Linked DNA regions of Homo sapiens: region 1 is linked to region 2. The links are chromatin contacts, found by Hi-C in ENCODE. All regions are on one chromosome and are shown on one strand. Each heading gives the region's core, a stretch centred on a gene start or an enhancer-like site at or near the end of the contact. The rest is flanking DNA. Distances are from core to core; before and after follow the strand shown.

What was found. A loop is a pair of places that touch in the nucleus more often than their neighbours do. Pooled maps may share reads with other maps.
Region 1: a loop to region 2 is called in a map of naive thymus-derived CD4-positive, alpha-beta T cell, with 7 times the contacts of the local background. The contact joins the promoter of BAMBI here to the promoter of MKX-AS1 in region 2. A Hi-C loop is called at or near these places in 1 of 168 maps with a recorded cell type or tissue (naive thymus-derived CD4-positive, alpha-beta T cell), 1 of 37 single-sample maps with no recorded cell type and 11 of 50 pooled maps.

What each region holds. Positions count from the first base shown.
Region 1 is chr10:28,674,201-28,680,184 of GRCh38, reverse strand. BAMBI (BMP and activin membrane bound inhibitor) reads right to left here and starts at 2,664. Exons shown (of 3, transcript NM_012342.3): 1 at 2,212-2,664. The coding sequence starts at 2,287. RefSeq lists silencers at 1,767-1,911, 2,637-3,196.
Region 2 is chr10:27,742,080-27,748,761 of GRCh38, reverse strand. MKX-AS1 (MKX antisense RNA 1) reads right to left here and starts at 4,147. Exons shown (of 2, transcript NR_121652.1): 1 at 3,814-4,147. MKX (mohawk homeobox) reads left to right here and starts at 2,943. Exons shown (of 7, transcript NM_173576.3): 1 at 2,943-3,055; 2 at 5,265-5,534. The coding sequence starts at 5,347. RefSeq lists enhancers at 2,862-3,452, 5,803-5,872 and silencers at 6,153-6,272, 6,343-6,562.

The sequences.
Region 1 (5,984 bases), core at 1,415-3,914, 930 kb before region 2:
TCCAGTTTCCCGTCTGAAGATCCGAAACCTCCACTCTGAAATTAAACACCGGGATCTGCTGTTTTACAAACCTCTTCCCACCCTTACCTTTATTCTTCCCCCTCTCTCTGAACGCCCCAGTAAGGTGTCTCATTTAATTATCTGTCCAAATTCCAGACCACGGTATTGTATGCTCAGTTTTCACCGGACGCTGCTAATGCTTCGGTTCTAAGGAAAACCAGCCCGCTAAACACAGATCTTTGGCAACCCTTAACAGTCCAAAGCTAGGGGTCTTGCTCCTAAATCTGCACTGGTTGGGCCCAAGTTCCTTCTCTGCTTCAAGTAAGAACCTTGCTTTGCAGAACCACTTCTCTGCTCTTTCTCCTCCTCCCTCCAAGCTCACTTTATTTTCCACATAAAGCTCACCAGTCTTCTGGGGTGATGACTACATATCCCTAGTTTGACAAATTCCATATATAGATTTAAAGTATAAATAAAACAGATTAAAAGCCCATTTTGACCCTATTAGCTTCAGACCTTGTACAGAAAAGGAAGACTGAATACAAGTAAAATGCTGCTTAAATGTTTATGAGAGCCTATTTTCAATGACCTAAAAACAGCCTAATAAAATTTTGACAGGTAACTGGGAAAGTTCTAACTACCTTTTTTTTTTAATTGGAGCCACATTTTAAGCAAGGAGAATGGACTTTTGTACCACTGTATTAAAACTATATTTCTGTCGTTCATAAAGTTTCTTCCTGTGGCATGCAAAAGGCCAGAAAGGGGACTGGTATTTTGAAACTGTGGAACAATGCCCTTCTGTTTCTGTCCCCTTCTCGTTACTGTATGTAGTGATTAAACAAAAATGTCTGCTTTAGTCAAGATGGCTACAGGAGAGACTGCTGGCTTCTTTTAAAGCTTTTGAAGTCCGCAGCCGTCAGAAATCTCTGATCCCCTAATTATATCATTATCAGGCACATAGTTTCGGTATCTGTGACTTCATGTCAGCCTCAGTCCCTCCCTGTTCTGCCCGCCTTTGATAGGGCCAGGAGGCTCCCCTCTGCAAGCCACAAGGGCTGTTATTTAGGGTTAATTACACCCTTCCTTCCAAAATAAATAAATACTGTAGCACATCATCCTCGCTGGGCTAGCTTATGCTTTAACCTCATGCCTGCTACATAGCAATTAAAGAGAAGTAGGGGGCTGCAAAGACTAAACTGCTTCCTACTTAAAAAAATTATCTGTTCACAGAACAGTAGGTAGATTTCACAGCAGGGAGGTGAGGAGAACCTTGAAATTCGGAGACAGTTCGGGTTATTTCTTTCTAAAAGGTGAAAGCCTGCAGAGGAAAGAAGAAACTGACCCGCTGCCTTTTTTTTTTTTTTGGTCCTGTTTGTAAAATATGAGGTGAGTGGCAGTGAGACGCTGACAGAGCCTACTCCTCCCGGCTGCTGAAAAGCAACACAACACACACTTCTGCACACCTCGGACACCTAAACTCTCAGGGAGACCCACACACTCGCTCGCACACAGAGAGATGTACGCAGAGACACACTCACACAGAGACTCAGATGCACATTCAGAGATACAAAGACACTTAGAGACAGACACAGAAATGCATTCAGAAAGACACACTCAAGATCAGAGATACAGAGACTCACACATTCAGAGACACAAAGACTCAGAAAGAGACACAGAAATGCATTCAGAGATACATTCAAAGAGACACAGAGATACGCTGAGTGATACAGAGGTTCAGACACACTTTCAGAAACACAACGACACTCAGAGACACAAAAATGCATTTAGGGATACTGAGACTCAGAGACACACTCACAGAAATACACCCTGAGGCACTCACACAGACACGCTGAGGGCACGCGGCAGCTACAGGCCAGGATCTGCGATTCCTCCCGGCCGCCCGAGCCCCCAGGGTGCGGAAGCGGCGGCGTCGAGGCCGAGACTCCGGCCCCGCTCCCCGCTGGGCTGCAAACGCGCCGCTCCCCGCAGGCAGAGCCAGGAGGACCCTCTGATCAGCGCCTGCCCTTAGATCGGAGTCCGCATCCACGCGCCAGGCCACCGCCGCGACTTCTAAGAACACAGCAACTTGTCGCGACCTGCGGCTCCGGCGCAGGAGGGAGCCTCGCCTGCCGCTAACAAAGCCTCTGCAGCCGGCTCCAAAGCCCCGCGGCGAGGACGGGACCCCGGGCCCCGTGCGCCCCCGGCACCCACCTTTGGTGAGCAGCACGGCCATGGCGCAGAGCTCCAGCTGCAGCCAGATGAAGATGTAGCTGGAGTGGCGATCCATTGACGCCCCGCACGGCCGCGGCGCCCCCGCCGGCTTCCGGAGCCCCGGCTCGGCGGCAGCCTACGACCCCCGGAGCGCGCAGGGCATGGGCCCTGCCCGGAGCGGCGGGCGCCGTCAGCGGCGGGGCTGGGTTTCGGGCCGCTGCCGGAGCATGGAGCGCGGCTACAGGGCGCGCCCAGGAGCCCAGAAAAGTTTCCCGGTCCCCCGTCGGCGGCCACTGGCTCCCTTGCCCCGCTCGACTCTAGGGACGCACGCTAGCCCCGGGTCGGGAGTGGGCTCCCGGCCTTCAGTCCCCGCTAGCGGCCGTTCTCAGCGAAGAGAGTAGGGTCTCCACAGCACGCAAGGGTATCCGCCGCAGCTCCCGCCCGCGCCAGCCCAGGTCTCTCCGGCTCCGCGCCGTAAATAGCGCCCCGCGCCGGGAGCCGGCCTGCACCGCCCCGCCTCGCCCCGCCCCACGGCGTCCGATTGGCCGCCGGGCTCCTGTCAATCCGCCCCGCAGCGGGGGGCGGGCCCAGACGCGAGCGCTGGGGGACCTGCCCGGCGGCTCCGAGCGGCGCCGGCGTCTGGGGCGCCCGGCTGGGGCGCCCGGCTGGTGCGCTGCCGTCTCCCGCGCTCCCCCTTGCGGAGGCCTGCGCGTCAGTGACCTTCGCGAGGCGCCGGGGGAGCCCAGCCCCGGGACCGGCTCGGGAACCCGCCTCCGAGACCCTGACGGCTCAGCCTCGGGTGGTCAGCGTTCCCCAGCGCGGGGCTTCTTTTGGGTGCCCCCCGAAACACGCAGGGGGTCCGTGTGGTCGTCCTCCCCGGCCGCACTGCGTTTTCTGGAACCCCCAGGGGCGAGTGACAATGCCCCGGCCTGTGCAGGTGGCGGAGGAGGGTTCGGGTGGGAGCCCGGGGGAGGCGGCCCAGCGCTGGGGTCTGCATTCAGCCTTCGCCCCCCACCCCCTCAGCGTGTCCGCCTCGAGCTGCCCGCCATGGGATCAATAAAGCCCAGACAGACTGACTGTTGATCCGTTAGGAGCCGCTAGGTTCTCCCGGGTACGCGGGACGAGTAGCGGGCTAGAGACACTTAACGAAAATTAGCAAATCCAAAAGCACCCGGCGCCAACGAGACGACACTGGCCGAGACTGACACTCAATTAACCACCCCCCAAACAATGGCTGGCAAACACGCCGGCTGACCCTGATCAATATCAGCCCCGCAGTGATCTCCTCCTTGAGATGCTAATTCATTTATTAGGGATCGCGGGGCTGCCCTTCCCAAGGTACTCAAGGTGGTCTTGCTGTAGTTTTGTTTCCCCCTCCGCTTTGGAAGGAATTAAGGTTAAAACTCATTATCTGAGGGAATGTTCTTTTATCCTCTCCCTCCAAAACCTGAGATGAACAAAAGTCGACCATTTGCAAAATTCTTCTTGAGAATCTGCCAGAGCTTCCCTACCGGATATGTCAAAAGGGGGTGGGGGGTGGGGAAGGAAAGAAAGAGAAGCACATTTCATGCTAAGGTGAGAATTATAAAGACAAATCCTTTAGGACTAGAGTGCAGACATGAGCTTTGAGACTAAGAAAAATGTACATATGTCTTGAGGACTGAAAGTCAAGGCGAACATATCTCAAACGCCTAACCTTTTAAAGTTGTTGAAAGTCTGCAGAGCTGCAGGATGTAGTTAATGAAATTGTCTTTGAAAAATAATGTTTATGTGCAGAAAAATAAAATAATTTCATAAACTGATGCTCAGACCATTACTTCTCTAGATCAAAATTGCATCTAAAAGGAGAGAAGGAGAAATCCAGTAGAAGTTTTAAAAGAAAATTAAACTGGTTAGGGCACCAGGTAAACAGCAGGTTTCTCAGAAAAGTTTCTCAAGGGGCGTGCTGACAAGGCAGTCCTGGGGCCGAGTTTGATTAGAACTTCCTGGCTACTAGAACCTTGACAAGTTAACAATTGTAAGGGTTTTATGCAGACAAGACTTTTTTTTTTTTTTTTTTTTTTTTTGAGACGAGTCTGGCACTGTCGCCCAGGCTGGAGTACAGTGGCGCGATCTCGGCTCACTGCAACCTTCCGCCTCCCGGGTTCAAGCCATTCTCCTGCCTCAGCCTCCTGAGTAGCTGGGATTACAGGCACCTGTCTCCACGCCTGGCTAATTTCTGTATTTTTATAGAGACGAGGTTTCGCCATGTTGGTCAGGCTGCTCTCGAACTTCCGACCTCGTGATCCGCCCGCCTCGGCCTCCCAAAGTGCTGGGATTTACAGGCGTGAGCCACCGCGCCCAGAGGACAATACTTTTTATGTAATGATTACACTCTCTTTTAGAGTCAATTATTAGCTAAAAGGAAACTTTCAGGGTATGTTAGTTCAACCTGGCCTCCCACCGTAGGCGAGGCTTGCAATGTCTGGGGGTATAAAGATGTCAGAAACTAGATAGTAAATCTCAAAACAATGGAGCTGGACAATAATGGAGATTTATGTGCATGATGTTACAATGCCTAAAAGAAAGAGGTTAACTAGTCTAGGAAGGTAAAGAGAGCCGGTAAAGTCTAGAAGCAATGACATTAAGGATTGGAAGAAGACCATTACAAGCACAGAGGACCACAGGACTTAGGCATGAAATATGATTGTGTAGGTGAGTAGGAGTGGTAAGCAGCGAACAGGTAGTTGGGATGACAAGCAAGTCTTTGTGATTGCAGCATAAAATGTGAAGAAGTGAACAGAGACGTATCAGAAATGAACTATACTTCCCTTTGATACAGATAAATATTTAATGGAAGAGGTCTGGGGAATGTGTTGGTGAAAGTTGCATTCTAGTAGACACTTTCTGAGTGTCTCCCAGCCCAAGTCAGAGAATGTCCCTTTTCCCGGAGTGGGCGTTGGCAACCTGATTAGGAGACTCTGATCTCCTAATCTCTGGCCATAGCTAGTCACATGACCCAGGTTAGGTCAGTTAGATTCTCTCTTCTGTGTCTTTGAGCAGACATGCTGCTCAGTCCCTTGAGGTCATTTCACGGGAGACATAAAAATTTTGCTTTGGGGCAGCTGTAGTCCACCTGTCTGCAGAGGAAGAAAAATAATGAAGATATGCAAAGTGGCAAATACATAAATCCAAATGGATTTCCAGGCACTCAGCGTCACTTCTTGTCCTTAGGTTAATTCAGTAACCTTAATAAAGTCCCCTTTTTACTTAAGGTTCTTTTCCTTGCAACCCAAAGAAACCAAACTAAGATATTTGTATTTTATTGAATTAATGTTGACTTTGAGCACTCCAGGTTGTATATATTTTTTTGTTCCAAGTCCAATTCTGAATAAGAACTTGGGATCCATTTTTTAGACAATGATTTCAACTATTTTGTTTTTATTATTAATGGGCAAACTTTCTAAATGACCAGAAATTAAAGAGAAACAAGTCCGCACTTTATCTAATGGTTCTGGGGAAGACATGGACTTTTCAACTAAATGAATCAGAGTGTTTGAATCAATGTAGAATATCAAAATCAGTTTAGGGATAATGTGTCAATCATAAGGCCATATCAATAGTTGAGAGAATAGGCAACAATTTTAATTCAATTTAACATTCTTAAGGAAAATTGCTTCTCTAGAGAATTTTACTTATGCTTTGCACATAATTCAGTTATTACTTTCCTACATGTAGGTTGATAAGTAGAGGGAAAAAAAATAGTACAATCTACTGTCCTTTTGAAGTTTAAA
Region 2 (6,682 bases), core at 2,898-5,397:
ACTGTCCACGTGTGAGCTGAACCTGCTATTTGTTCATTAACTTACTGTTTTATACCATTTGAGCAGGAAGTTGTAGTCATTCTCTGGCTTTGTAGTTTGCTTTATTGCTCATAAGTAATAACTGGAAAAAGGAGTTTTAAAACACTCATTATTTTCAAACATTTTGACTAATATTTATTCTGAAATGTCAGGGTAATTTGGTAAAATATCAAAATGCTAAAACTGAAGACTTATTTTTTTCTTTACCAGAAAGTAATAATTACATATATTTATAACTGCAGAGTCCAATACAATGAATTAATATTTCTTTCAAATGTTCTTACTTAACATCTTTCTAGCTTTAGCAAAGCAGTATCTTACTTTCACATTAAAAAAAAGAAACCCTTCATAATAGTGTAAGGCAGTTTGTGGAAAACTTATTACCGTCATTTTACACTTTACTAAATTCAGGCTAAACCATCATCAAATTAACCAGAATTAAGATTAGGGCTCAAGTCTTCTGACTTCTGGTCTAAGTTGTTGGGTGTTTTGGGTTTTTTTTCCCCCTGCATAAGGCCATCTTCCACAAACTACATATGCTTTCTTAAATCTTCTAAAACTTTCTGAAACTGGAAGCTTTACTTCTGAGGATTATATATAGCATTTCATATACTGACATTGGATATAGCACAAGAGGCTGAGTAACATTTATTTTAGAAATAGGTGTAATTTAATAATGAATGTATTTGAAGTGTGGATTAAAATGAAGACAACACTTCCCTTTTGCATAGAGGATAAAACTTGCAAAAATAAAATAAATGCCCATTGGTATATTACAGAGGGATATTTCACACCATTTCACTTCTAGAATGGATCCTTCACTCTTCTTTCATTTTTAAATGGATTTTAATTATTAAATCATAGTCTAAGGGAATTACCATATGTTAATTTTTTAGTGAGTTGAGGCTTACTCAAATGTATTTTATTCCTATATCAAATGAAAAGTATTTTTGCATTAAGATTTTTGCTGTATATTTCATTTCAGACTTTAAGAAAACAAATATTACATGTAAGTATATCTTAAAAGCGCTCTAAATGCATTTTTAAATTGAGTAAATATAGTTAAGTACTAAAACAACAAAATTCATTTGTCCTATACTAACATGTACTATAGCATATAGCTCAAAAAGTTAGTAGAATACTGGGAAATTGCAAGTAACTGTATGATGCCTATTGCTTTACCTGGGACAGCTGACCAAAAAATGTTTCAGGGGTATGTTAGAGCTAATTTCATTACAATTCCCGGTGACTAACACCACTGATAGAGACCATAAAAGAGAAGGTGGCTCTTTTGTCCTATGAATTATCAATTAGATCTGCTTCTGTGGTGAAATTTGTTAGCTGAAAATTGATGGCTGAAACCTTAGGATTTACCCCTGTCTTTAAGCTCCTACAGCGAGGTCTGTAGACCAGAAGCCTGTACTGAACTCACACCACAAGGGCAGCGCCAAAGACAAGATGCAAGCGCTGCAACAGCAAGTTATATAACAAAAGAGAACCGAGGACATCAGAACGTGCTCCAATGATACTTTGTATCTTCCTGGTGCGCAAAAATGTAAACCGGCCTTCCTTTATGGTTTACATTGTACCCCTGCACAACGGTTTGCTATCGCGTAATTTGGGAGGTGACACATATGAAATTTGAGGGTGTGATTAGTCTTTAAAATAATAGTTTTGGTATATATTTTAAGCACTTCTAGCGACCCCCCCAACACACAAACACACACACACACACGCGCACACACACACACACACACGAAGAAGATGCTAAGGTGGGCCACTGCCCCGGCTCTGGCCAGCCGCATTTAGAGGGGAAAAGGACAAATGGCGCTATTTCTTTAAGCTTGGTGGGGGGAAATCTAAGTTTGTTCTTTAAAAAGGGCGAAAGTTCGCTAGGACCACAGGGCCTTCGGCGAGAGCGCAGGCAGCTTCGTGTTGGCACCTTGGGGATCTTCTGGGCTGCCAGAAGCTCTGAGCTTGCAGTTGCACCTAAACCGCCGCTTTCGCTACTTATATTTGCGGTAATGTTAGGAAGCAAAGTATCATCAATCAGAGAATCTGGTAGCCATTCTCTCTCTTTGCCCTGTGTCCCAGCTTGTGATTCTTCTAAGTTCCATCTCCTTTGCTGCGTGCAGATCCTTGGCTTTGGGCGCGCTTCCTCTTCTGCACTTGGGCCACCGCGGGTTGGCCACCTGGGCTGAACTCATCCCATCCTTGCTTTCCCCCATCCCTATACCCAGCGGCGAGGGCAGCCTCACCAGCCCTTGCCCCGGAGGTGAATGTGTGCCTGGCTTTGACTGAGACAACTAGGACCCCAGAAGCCCAGTGACATCAGAAAAGAGGCTCCTGGGCACTAGCACTTCCCGCAATACGCTCCAGGGCTGTAGGTGCAAAACGGAGCTCTAACTTCCCTCCAGCTAATCGAGAGGAAAATACAGGGCGCGTCACAGTGGCCTCTCCCGCCTAGCCACGCGCAGTGAAATTTCCGGCAATCGGGCCAGCTAAGACACGGGATTTGCACCGCAGCCTCTCAGCTTCTGGAGCCGGAGCCGAGCGCTCCCGGCAGCTTCTCCAATTTCTCTCCTAAAGTGCGAAGGGAAAAGCCCCGTCTGCTCCACGACTGCAAGGCCGGCGGATCTGGGAGCCGCGCCCGGCTCCGGAGGACTCGGCGGGCCCGGGGCTCCCCGGCAGCGGCTCCTCTGCTAGGGGTTAACAGCAGCCCCCGCGGCCGGGCGGGCGCGGACGCTTCCTCTCCACCCGCCCGGGAACGTGGATACCGCGCCCGCAGGATGTTCGCCGGCTGGGACCGGCAGTCAGGAAACATGAGAAGGCCTCGCTATTCCTGTTCCCGGGCGGCGCGCGCCGGGCTGGGTAAATAAAGCCGAGACGACGGCGGTGGCGGTGGTGAGCGCGCTGGAGCCCGCGTGGAGAACATGCGGCGGGGATGGGAGTGCGCCTAGTCTCGAGGCGGGAGAGCCAGCCGCCCTGCAGCCGGCCGTCGGCCCCGCAGCCACAGGTACAGCCCCCGCGTCGCCGAGTCTCAGCCGGCTGCGGCGGAACGCCAGGCTCGCTCTGGCCCCTGCGCCCTGGGCGCCGGTGCTCTCCCGCCCTTCCCCCAACTTCCCTCCAAGGTCTGGTGGAGAGGCGCTCGGGTAGCGGCCAAGGCTGGCCCAAGGGTCTGCGCGGAGCTTGGGAGCCCACCTGGCCGCGCCTCCTTTGCTTTAAAATTATTCGCCGGCGTTGGGGGAGGGGGACACTTCTGCAGGGAGTGACCTCCCCGGCCACAGTCTGGAGTGAATCGGGGTAAGTGATTTGAGAAGAGGCGCGGGTGGCCGCGCGCGGGAGTCCTGGGAGGGTCAGCAAGTGTGGTTCACACGCCCCCGGACCCCTTGCGACAGGACAGCGCTCGGACCTTTGCCATCGCTTGCCTCTGAGCCTGCTGCCTGCAGACCTACAGCGCGCCGGGTGTCTGTGTCTGCGATCTCTGCGTGGGCTTGGGGCTGCCGGGGAAGTGTCCGAGGTGGCTAACCTCGTGATGACTTCGCTAGGAAAAACACGTCGTCGCATCTAGGAGGACGCGCTGGGGTGGCTCGGAGAAGGCCGGGCCGGGGAAGGGTGTCTTGTACAAATAAAGCAGCATGAACACACATCCCTAAGGGCATGATTTTAAAAGAAAACACCAACGCGAGTCTTGACTGTAGAACAGGGGCTGCAAGCACGAAAATTCTCTTTGACACTTATCACCGAGGCTATGTGCACACCCCAGGCACGTACCTGTCTGCGCGGGAGGACGCAGTCCTAGGGGACACACGACATCCAGCAGAGGTCTGACTTCACTTCCCTACGAACACAGACCGTAGCCGTCGTTTGATCGCGGTGGTCACGCGTGGTCCTAAATGTCACGCGTGGCCTCTGCTGCGGTGGCCGAAGGGCGGGGCGGGGGCGTTGGCGAGTGTGGGCGCTTGGCGAGGCAAAGGGTGTGTGTGTGTGTGTGTGTGTGTGTGTGTGTGTATGCGCGCGCGCGTGTGTTAGTGGAGTAGCAGCCCATGCCGCGGCTGGACGGGCAAAGGGGGCGCTGGCAGCGAAGCTGAGGCCGCTCGGAGGAAACGGGAGCTGTCCCGAGGCGCGAGGCGAGGAGATGGGGCGGGCGAAGTCCGCCGCGCGCCTTGGGGCTGTAACTCTGCGGCTCCGCGGCCGCGCGGACTTGCTCCTGACGCCGGTGCGCGGCAGGCAGAGGCTCAGGGCCTCCGCGACCCCAGAGGTGAGCTGCTGGCTCTCCCCGACAGTGGCAGCAGTGGCCCGGGAGGTGCGCCGACCAAGCTGCCTCCTGCCTTGGGCTTCTGACACCTTTACAGCCTCTGAAAGGGTCCCCGGAGACCCCAGAGAGAGGCGGGTGTCGAGGGGCTACGAGCTCGCGGCTGACACCCGCGCTGCGGAAGAGAATGGCACTGATTGAGGGCTCTGGGGACCTGGGTCCTGGCGCCTTGGACCTTAGGACCATGCACTTCCCGGGGCGCGTTGGGGGATGATAGGAAGATTCTGGGAGAGAAGGGGGAGAAGTGGTGCTTTCGTCCTGACGCCACTTAACTTTTTCCTGTCCTTGAACCCAACCTCACCCCGGGGGACCTTGGCGGACAGAAGATGCGGGGGTTTCAACCAAACCATCCACGATCTAGAAAACACGAAAATCCCCCAAATCCCGGTATGGCCTGGGACTCATGAGCTGGGGGGTCTTGTGGATACGGTTGGCACATTACCCCAAATCTTCCCTTCCATCCAACCCCTCCTGACGCCCCGAGTTGGGGTTCCTAGAGGCTTTAGTCTTCTGCTGTGATTGAAGAACCACGCGCGGCCTCACGCCGGTCGCGCTCCGCAGTCCGGAGTATGCCTCTCCCAGATTCAAACTGAAACCCAGAGGCTCGTTTGGGAATTCGTTTCCTTTGCCTCTGCGGGTGAATGATTCCCGGTTGTAGTTCTGGGGAGTGAAGGGATTGGGGGGATCGATCGCCCAGGCAAGGAAGAGGGCAGGTACCTGTCCGGGGAACCTGCAGGGGCGGGGGCGTGTAGCCAACTGGGGAGAGCCGCAGGGTCCCTGCCAGTTGCGGCGGCGCCGCTCCTCCCCTCGGCTCCGCAGCCCGGCGACCCGGCCAAGTTCAAGGCCCTGAACCTGCAGGGGTCTGAGCACTCTCAGCCAGTAAGTAACGAGATGCACCTTCCTCTCCTAGAAGCCGAGCCCCGCTGCGGAGCTCCCGGCGGCCCAGCCCCGAGGCTCTGCGGCCGCGCCGCGCGTCCCTACCAACCGACACCATGAACACCATCGTCTTCAACAAGCTCAGCGGTGCGGTGCTGTTTGAGGACGGAGGCGCCTCGGAGCGGGAGCGGGGTGGCCGGCCCTACAGCGGTGTCCTGGACAGTCCTCACGCCCGCCCCGAGGTGGGCATTCCCGACGGCCCGCCCCTCAAGGACAACCTCGGCCTGAGACACCGGAGGACCGGGTATGCGCACTCCCCTGGGGGCCCTGCCCGCCTGCGGCCCGGAGGGGTGGGGGTGGTGAGCTGTGACGGGGTCCCGTGGCAACGCGGGCGGGTGGACGGGAAAGGGCCCGGAGTTCCCTGGGAGTGCAGGTCTGCCCCTCCAGGGCTCGCGCATTCTCATGTTAAGGGGCTCCTATCTTAAAACATGAGGGATCAATTCGTCGGGGCAGCTCCAAAGAGCTTGGTGGAGACTAAGGGCGCCAGGAGCTGCCCCTCGGCCCTCCGCTGCCTGGACCTCGGAGTTGGGGGTTATTTGCCCCTCTCCGGACTGTGGGTGCCGGTGCGCGGCTGAGGGCGAGGAAAAAGGACTGAGCTCGGTGCAGAGAAACAGGCGAAGCCGAGCAGTCGGGGAGTCCAGGCTCAGGCTCCGCGGACTTCTCTTCGGTCACTCGAGCCCCTCGCCAGAGCCCCGCGGCTCGCCTGGCCCAAGGAGTCGGGAAGGTCGCCTCCCGCCAGGGAGTCCCGGGCGTGAGCGCGGCTCGGCTGGGCCCGCGGCGAACCCGGAGGGGGAGGCCCCGGGCCTGCGGGGCCGGGTTTGAGTTTAGCGGGGTGAGGGGTATGCTGGGGGGGGCGGTAGCTTGCGGGTGGGCCAGCTGCTCAGACTGCCGGTGAGTGGAGGGCAGGCTCTGCCTGGCCCGATCCGGCGGCTCCCCGGGCGCCCCGCCGGGGAGGGGCGGCCGTCCTAGCCGCCTCCACCTGAACGATTGCATCAGCTGCTTGTTCTGCGGCGTCGCTGCTTAGTAAAACAGAGATTCGGTTTCGTCAAAATGTTACTACCAGTCGTTTCGGGTGGAATTGCATTTCAAAGTGTTTAAAGAGGCAGAAACCCAGGAGGCTCCGGCGCAGGCGCGCAAGCCTCGGGGAGCGGCTGGGCTCGCTGGCGGCCGCGCGCGACACCTCCCGGACCCGTGAGGGAGCGCAGCGCCCCAGGCCACGCTCCAGGCTCCTGGCTGCCTCTGCCTCCTCCCCCTTTGAATGTGCTTTTCCTGAGGTCTTTTTACCTTACATGATGGGACAGAGCTTGCCGTACTTTTAACCCTCCCTTAGTCGGGAAACGGCCCGACGGTGTTTTTGGGTTCTGCAGCTTTCCTCCACAAACCACCAACTCC